Regions from separate parts of the Homo sapiens genome. Here region 1 is linked to region 2. The links are chromatin contacts, found by Hi-C or POLR2A ChIA-PET in ENCODE. All regions are on one chromosome and are shown on one strand. The core of a region is the stretch at or near the end of the contact, and the rest is flanking DNA. Distances in the headings are between cores, read along the strand shown. Region 1 holds the start of EP300-AS1 (EP300 antisense RNA 1). Region 2 holds the start of TNRC6B (trinucleotide repeat containing adaptor 6B).

Evidence for each region. Hi-C counts contacts between places; a loop is a spot of excess contacts on that map. ChIA-PET counts read pairs that join two places held with the same protein, here RNA polymerase II (POLR2A). Pooled maps may share reads with other maps.
Region 1: a loop to region 2 is called in a pooled map, with 5 times the contacts of the local background. The contact joins the promoter of EP300-AS1 here to the promoter of TNRC6B in region 2. A Hi-C loop is called at or near these places in 6 of 50 pooled maps. POLR2A ChIA-PET finds 5 or more read pairs at or near these places in 2 of 52 experiments (B cell and activated B cell).

Annotation. Positions count from the first base shown.
Region 1 is chr22:41,195,314-41,199,209 of GRCh38, forward strand. EP300-AS1 (EP300 antisense RNA 1) reads right to left here and starts at 2,188. Exons shown (of 3, transcript NR_110514.1): 1 at 1,961-2,188; 2 at 169-208. RefSeq lists enhancers at 1,848-2,347, 2,502-2,631, 2,642-2,711 and a silencer at 2,042-2,311.
Region 2 is chr22:40,175,906-40,179,935 of GRCh38, forward strand. It overlaps TNRC6B (trinucleotide repeat containing adaptor 6B), which reads left to right and starts at 2,020. Exons shown (of 23, transcript NM_001162501.2): 1 at 2,020-2,235. The coding sequence starts at 2,231. RefSeq lists an enhancer at 1,859-1,908.

The DNA.
Region 1 (3,896 bases), core at 938-3,437, 1.0 Mb after region 2:
CACACACACACACACACACACACACACACACACACACACACATGCATTTGATAAGCACTTGCCAATTAACCTTATACATCCAGAAATAACATCACCAAATTAACTACCATTATTCTAAACATAAACAATTTTGGGTCTTTTAACTGATACTTCAAAATCCCTACTTACTTTTCTCATATTCCTTCCAATAATTTGTTAGGAGGTGGACCTGTCAATAGGAAGGACAAAAAATTATTATCACCAATACTCTCAAAGTAATCGTCACTTTGGGTAGAAACCCCAGTACACTCGGGGAATTTTCAGAATTCAATCAAGCCCATCCAACTGTCTCCAAGTTTTGACACTGCCTAAAGGACTCCTCACAGTTGGTTTAGCCCAACCCAGTAAGAAACATTTAACAAATAATTAAAAGTGCTGTGCCAGGGTGGTTGTGTTGCCGAGATACGGTTGTTGGTAGCTGGGGAGTGGCAGGCAGATCCAGCCAAGAATTGTGCCCTAAGCCAGGAGCTCTGATGATGAAATCACAGGATGTTTGAGTTTGGGGCTTGATGGTCATCCCAGGTGGTTTCCTATCGTGGAAAACATTTGATGTATAAGAGTAAGGCTCAGCCAGGCGCGGTGGCTCATGCCTGTAATCCCAGCACTTTGAGAGGCCGTGGAAGGCGGATCACCTGAGGTTGGGAGTTCAAGGCCAGCCTGACCAACACGGAGAAACCCCGTCTCTACTAAAAAAAAAAAAAAAAAAAAAAAGGCCGGGCGTGGTGGCTCATGCCTGTAATCCCAGCTACTTGAGAGGCTGAGGCACGAGAATCGTTTGAACTCGGGAGGCGGAGGTTGCAGTGAGCTGAGATTGCACCATTGCACTCCAGCCTGGGCAACAAGAGCATAACTCTGTCTCAAAAAAAAAAAAAAAGAGTAAGGCTCCACTGGGTGCGGTGGCTAACACCTGTAATCCCAACACTTTGGGAGGCCGAGGTGGGGAGATCACTTGAGGTCAGGAGTTCAAGACCAGCCTGGCCAACATGGTGAAACCCCCGTCTCTATTAAAAACACAAAAAGCAGCTGGGTGTGGTGGCTGGCGCCTGTAGTCCCAGCTACTTGGGAGGCTGAGGCAAGGAGAATTGCTTGAACCTGGGAGGCAGAGGTTTCACTGAGCCGAGATGGCGCCATTGCACTCCGGCCCTGGGCGACAGAGTGAGACTCCGTCTCAAAAAAAAAAAAAAAAAAAAAGAGTAAGGCTCTATTGCTACTCCCTGATTTAATAAACGTCTCTGGGACAAAATTTCTTCATCTGTAAAAAAGGTAAATAAAAAAAACGCTTACTTGGCAAGTTCATTGTGACGAATTATCTACGACACCGGAATGGAAAGTGCTTTACAGATTGCAAAGCACTCCTTACACATGAGTAATTAGTGTTCACAGGTCCAGCCACTTTTGGGGAGGAGGAAAGTGTGGTCTTTTAGAGACCAAACGTCTTTCTAAAGTCCTGACAGCCAACGAAGGGCTCGGTGATCTCTGCGCTTCAAACTCTGCCCAATTCTCAAAGCCTGGTTTAAGTACACTTTTCCCTCAGCCTAAGGGAGTGGCCCAAGGGCAAACCGTCCCGGGTTCGTGTCCCACCTCTGCCTCAAAGATTACACCCTCTTAGGACAGGTGCGTGTCCCTGGTGGCCTGGGCTGCCAGCTCGGGAAGGAGGAGGTGGCAACCGCACCCGGGCGGCCGAGTGCTTAATAATGGCAGTTGCCCTGCCAGCCCGGTCACCTGTCACTCCCTCCTCCGACTTCTCCCGCACCGCGGCCGCAATCCAGCCCGGACACTCTGAGGGCTCTCTCTGAGCTGGGCACGGTCCTCGCTGCTCGGCCGAGTGCAGCCCCCTCACCTCAGTGCGACTGAGACAAAGCAAGGGTCCCACCGGCCCCTGTCCCCTCCCTAAGGCGCGCCCTCAGGGCGGGAGACCCACCTCAGCCAGCCCCCCAGCTCAGTGGTCCAGAGGCTCGGGTCCCGCGCTGACGCCCAGCGCCTCCCTCCTCCACAGCCGTCACTGACCGCTCGCTCGCCTCTAGCCTGGACCCCGCTGTCCAGCAGTCCCGGCTGGCCCGCGCCGCGCTCCTCCCGCTCTGGCAGTCCTGGCACTGGTAGGACGCCCGCAGCCTTCCACCCTAGAGGGCGCCGGGCGGGCACGCGCTGGGGGCGACGGGGGTGGGGCGGGGGAGGCGGGGCGACGCAGCGCGGGGCGGCCGGCGGTTGGTGCTCGCAGCCCGCGCGCCCGCCTTCCCGGCCACGTGACCTTTGGGCCCCGCCCAGATCGGGAGTTCCGCGCGGACTCTTGGTGCGACCCCGTCCCACTGAGCGCTCGGGTCGGGACCTTCCCGGTGTCCCTGTGGGGCAGAGTCCCGTTGTGCAGAAGAGGCGAGCTGAGGCACGGTGGCAGGCGGGGCGTCCAAGCAGTTAGCGCCGCGCCTGGCCGCTCGTCCGCGCGGGAAAGCGTTGTCTCCCTTCCTTCGGATGGAATTGGAACGGCAGCTCTCGTAGCGCCCGAACTGTGCGGTCCTTGATTTCACTGCTGTACCCACAGTGCGCAGAGCACAGGGGCACGCGGTACATTATTTGAATGAATAACTTTCTTATCCTGGCCTTTCTCTAACTCTCTCACTTCTACTTGGGTCACCCGCCCCCTCCCCAGGAGTCTTATAAAACAACCAGGGGAAGAGGAAACAGAAGTGGCTCATATGGGTAAAAGCCCTCGTCCTGCAAATCAGTGACACAAGGGAGTTAGTCCATCCAATGTACAGTTTTAAAAAGATTGCTACGTAGAAAAATAATAGGATAGGGTAAGAGGAGAACCCAGCTAGGAGCTTCAGTGGGATCCAGGGTGTTGATATGATGGTGGTCTGGATTTAAGTGATGGCAGTAGGGATAAAAAGAAGTAAAAATTCCAGCCTGGGCAACATAATGAGACCCTGTCTCTACAAAAAAAAAAAAAAAAAGTTTTTTTTTTTTTTTTAATTATCCGTGTGATTGTCACTCCTGTAGTCCCAGCTACTGGGGCGGGGTTTGGGGGTTGGCTGACGTGTGAGGCTCCACCAGGAGGTGGAGGCTGCAGTGAGTCGTGATCGTGCCACTGCACTCTAGCCTGGGCGACAGAGGGAGACCCAGTCTCAAAAAAATAAATAGAAGTAAAAAATATTTGAGGTAGCTTTTGGAGAATAAACGGGATTTGCTGATGGATTGAACAATAAGGGATGGAGAGGGAGAAATCAAGAGGAAATCACTGAATGGTTGGTAGTGCTATGTATTAAAATGCAAAAACTGCCGGGCGCGGTGGCTCACGCCTGTAATCCCAGCACTTTGGGAGGTCGAGGCAGGTGGATCACTAGGTCAGGAGTTCAAGACCAGCCTGGCCAACATGGTGAAACCCTGTCTCTAATAAAAATGCAGCAATTAGCCTGGCATGGTGGTGCACGTCTGTAGTCCCAGCTACTCGGGAGGCTGAGGGAGGAGAATCGCTTGAACTTGGGAAGCAGAGGTTTCAGTGAGCCAAGATCATGCCACTGCACTCTAGCTTGGGCGACAGTCAGTTTCAAAAATAAATAAATAAAATAAATAATAAGTGTGCAGTACTGGGCACAGTATATGGTAGTTATGATCATCCTATTAGACACTGGGATGGTAGCAACCGGTTGAGAAAAATAACCTTTATTAGTTGCTTAATCTTTTATTAATACTTTAGGGGCACAGCCATACATTTCACAGAGAATCTGCTAGTGACAAATCATCTTATTCATCAAATATTTATCTATTTATTTATTTGAGACGGAGTTTCGCTCTTTCTTGCCCAGGCTGGAGTGCAGTGGCGCAATCTCAGCTCACTGCGACCTGTGCCTCCTGGGTTCAAG
Region 2 (4,030 bases), core at 770-3,269:
TGTATAAAGACCCAGAAGCCAGGATGACAACAAGTGTTGTGGGATTTTACAAGCATTCGTAGGTTCCTTTTCAAGGAAAGCCGGGTTTCTAGAATCCATCAGTTGTCTGCTGGCTGGCATGGCAGCCTAGTTTATGGGAGAAGCACACTAGGGAATCCTCCCTTTTCTGGCTTATAGAGATAGGTGGAGTCGATAGTCACAGGGCATTCTCATGCACTTTTTTTTTTTTTTTTTTTGAGATGGAGTTTCACTCTTGCTGCCCAGTCTGGAGTGCAATGGCGCGATCTCGGCTCACCACAACCTCCGCCTCCCGGGTTCAAGCGATTCTCCTGCTAAGCTCAGCCTCCCTAGTAGCTGGGATTACAGGCATGTGCCACCACGCTGGCTAATTTTGTATTTTTAGTAGAGACGGGGTTTCTCCATGCTGGTCAGGCTGGTCTCGAACTCCCGACCTCAGGTGATCTGCCTGCCTCGGCCTCCCAAAGTGCTGGGATTACAGGTATGAGCCACCGCACCCGGCCTCATGCGCTTTTTACCATTTTAGTTACTTTCTTTCCTGAAGCCGTCCTTAAAACATAGATGAATGCGAGTTTCTGGGAACTATGTGACCCTCATTCCCCTACATTTTTTATATTCAGGTGGCAGATTTCCTCCTACTCAGCCCAGCCCTTCTGAATAGGGTCCAAGTCATTGATTTATTCATTTATTTACCTCCTATGTGGTGTTTGGTGTGGAGCCTCACAGAGCAGTGAAGACGTGGTGTTTTTCCTTATACAGTTTACAGTCTCCTGGGGAAGACTAATGTTAAGCACATTCTTTCATAAATTGCAATTATGACCATTGCTCTGAAGAAGTAGTAAAGGATATTATGGGAGTGTTAACAGGAGGGCCTGGTCTGGACTGCGAGGGTCAAGAAGCCTTCCCAGGGTGGAGGCGAACTTTTGAGATGGCCAGGAAAAGATGAACAGAACTACTCAAAGAAGCCAAGTGCAGAGTTTCAGAGGTGAAAGAAACCAAAGATACCATCTAGGGAAGCCCAATCTCCGCCGGCTACCAATGAGAAAACGGAGGCCAGGCAGGGTGGGAGGATGGGTAAGGGACTTACTTACTTGCTGTTAGCAGTGAAGTTACACGGCCTGTGAGCCGCGGGGGCTGGAGATGCAAACCGAGCTTGGGTTTCTTAAGTGGGTAGGAGTGGAGATGTATATGCGAAGGAGAAGGGATTAGGAGTGGTGGAAACCAGGTAGGTTTTAATTTAGTGCCTAGGCTCCCTCAGCTGCAGAGCTACCTCCTGCGGTGGGGGAGGGGATTAAAGATGACTCAGACCTGCCCTAGCCCAGAGAAACTCCGTTTGCAGTGCTGAAGCATAGTTTTTATTTGGGTTTGGGGGAGGAGGTACTGAACACACATACAGGCAAAACAATAAGTGTAGAGTTCAGAATTGGGAAACCAGTCCCTCTTCTGCAGCTGTTCAGCTGTGTGATTTGGGATAAGTCACTTAACCTTTCTGAATTGCAGTTCAGTTTATACTTTTGTGCGTTTCTTTCAGTCTTTTTCTATACATTTTAGGAGTTTCTTAGAGATCAGTCGTGCCCTGTATTTCACCTCATTCTTTCAAAGCTAAAGCCTCTTGTTTGGTAGAGCTGTGTTTCAGCCCCTTTTACAGAGCAGTTTGCCAGCCTGTGCTTGCCCAAACATCTAGAGAATAACTAGCAAGCGAGCCAGGAGAAGATCCAGGAGCTGTAAGAATCGTTAGCAACTGAGCATATTTCTATAAACCAATAAAGGTTTTTCTGTTTTGTTCATCTGTTACCCTTATGCTGTTGCCACTTTCACATGCAGTGTCTGTAGGCGGAGAGTATGAGATAACAGCATTTCACAAATGAAAGTGAGTGGAAAAGGGCTGCTTCCCCTTTAAGGCAGTCTCAGCTCCAGCTCCCTCCCCTTTCCTGATTGACAAACCTACCCGAAGTCACATGATCTGCCTCTATTTGAAGGTCACAAAAAGCTGCTTCCTTTAGAGACAGAGAGGGAGAGAGAGAGCAAGAGGGAGAGTGTGTGAGAGAGAGTTAGTTCAAGCCAAAATGGCCGACAGAGTCTCTGCTGGTTTCTGAATATTTAAAATACAAAAAAACAGATAGACAAAAAGAATTCATTTTTTGGACCTTTTTTCATTTCCATTTCTACCTTGTATGCCTCAATTTGCTGGATTTAAGCACTGCTGCACTTTATGAGGTTGGTAAATATTTTCAATTTTTTTTAACCAATTGATTTATATGGATCTTGTCTAACCGTTTTCACTGGTGGTGTTGCAAATCGACATTTGTCTAGCATGGAGACTGGCTTCAGACATTTCGTGGATCTGTGTAAATCAGACCCGTGATGTACTTTGGTTCGGCATTTTAGAAATGGAAAAGACGTGGTAAAATATTTAGATTTTGAAGTGATTTAATTGCACTTTTAATGTATATGCAGATTTTCATCATCGTTTCTATCTTGCAATAAATGAAGCTGCGAGTAATTGGAAATTTGCTATTTAGAAAGAGGTTTTTAAAAAACACAGACCTCCCCCTCCCCCCTTAAATCTGCTGCAAAAATTTGCATAAATATAAATGGGTTTGCATTCTTTCGGCTGCTAAGGCCGACAAAGGATCTGGGAGGGCAAGCCCTAGAACGGGAAAGCCTTTTTCTATCTTTTTATTTTTTAAACTGGGCCCTCCTTCCTAGAGAGATGTAAAACCTAAAGTAAGACCTAATACATTTTAAACATCAGGTTGGGGGCGGGTGAACACCAGGAGGTTTGGGGTTTGTAGATTCCCCTGCTTGAAAACCTCCCAAGCAATATGTGGCTCACCCCTCTCCTTTCTGCGCGCGCTCATTTGCACTGGGTCTCTGTGTGTGTTCTCAAATGTGCAGCCAGATGCGCTTTTATTTTGATCCTGGATTCAACCAAAGGGTAGGACTATGTTGTAAACATGGTGTTTTAAAGATATGAACAGCTATTCACCGCGATTAGAAATTATTTCTTTATCAGTTCTCCCTGTGTATTAGCCTTCTTCATTCCTCACGAAATAAAATTTTTGTTTAATTTTACACAGATGCAAAACTGAGTTTTTCAGCATAAATTCATCGTGTGAGTGTGTGGTTGCCTGTTTCGGCCATGTATCCACTGCGAAGTGGTCATTTAGGGTCACATGTATAAGTAGCAGTCTATGTGATTGTTAGTAACCCCTGAAGCTGTGCAGTGCCTGAAGTTAAATTCCATTACTCCTAATGCAGGATTCTGGAAGCCTGAGAGCAGGGAGGAAAGAAAGCTGAAAACTTGCTTTCTCAGAGCCTCCTCCCCCTATCATTGTGAGAGTGTGATGTAATGCTTCTCGGTCTGGTGGGCTGAAAGGATTGTAGTTTGTGATGTGGCGGGTAAATTGCCCCCACCCCTGGGTAAATTACTCCACCCCCCTGAGCACATCCCTGGCTCTGAGAGGCCTTGTTTTCTTTTCTCTTTTTTTCCTAATTTGTATCCTCCTGATTTATGCTGTGGCATATTGGCATGAGAAAGAGACTGTTCTTCTAAATCTGTTACAAAGTATAGTTTAGAAAAGGCATTTAAAATATGCAAATGGGTTGAATTGTCATATCCCCATCATTAAATATGTAGACGTGGATTAAAGCTAATTAAGCATAAATGGAATAATTTTGATCAGAAGGGAGCAGTGTTTTTTGTTGTTTCCTTTTTAATTAATCTAATTATGAGATGCTTACTGGGCCTGAAAGTGTTAAAAAAGATAAAGTGGAAAAAATGCTGGACCATTTTGAAAATTTGACAGTCTGGAAGAGGGTGTGTGGTGCTTTCAAAAGCTTTATTCACTCTTAAAATGGATTGGCCTCTTGTGCTGAAAATGGCCTGTTTCTTTGGGCCAATTGTGTGTAGATGAAGGGACTTTCACGCTAATTTAACAAAAAGACTTTCCATTTGAATACATAAGATAATTAAAGCCCTCTGTCTCTAACAAGCAAGGATTTTATTATT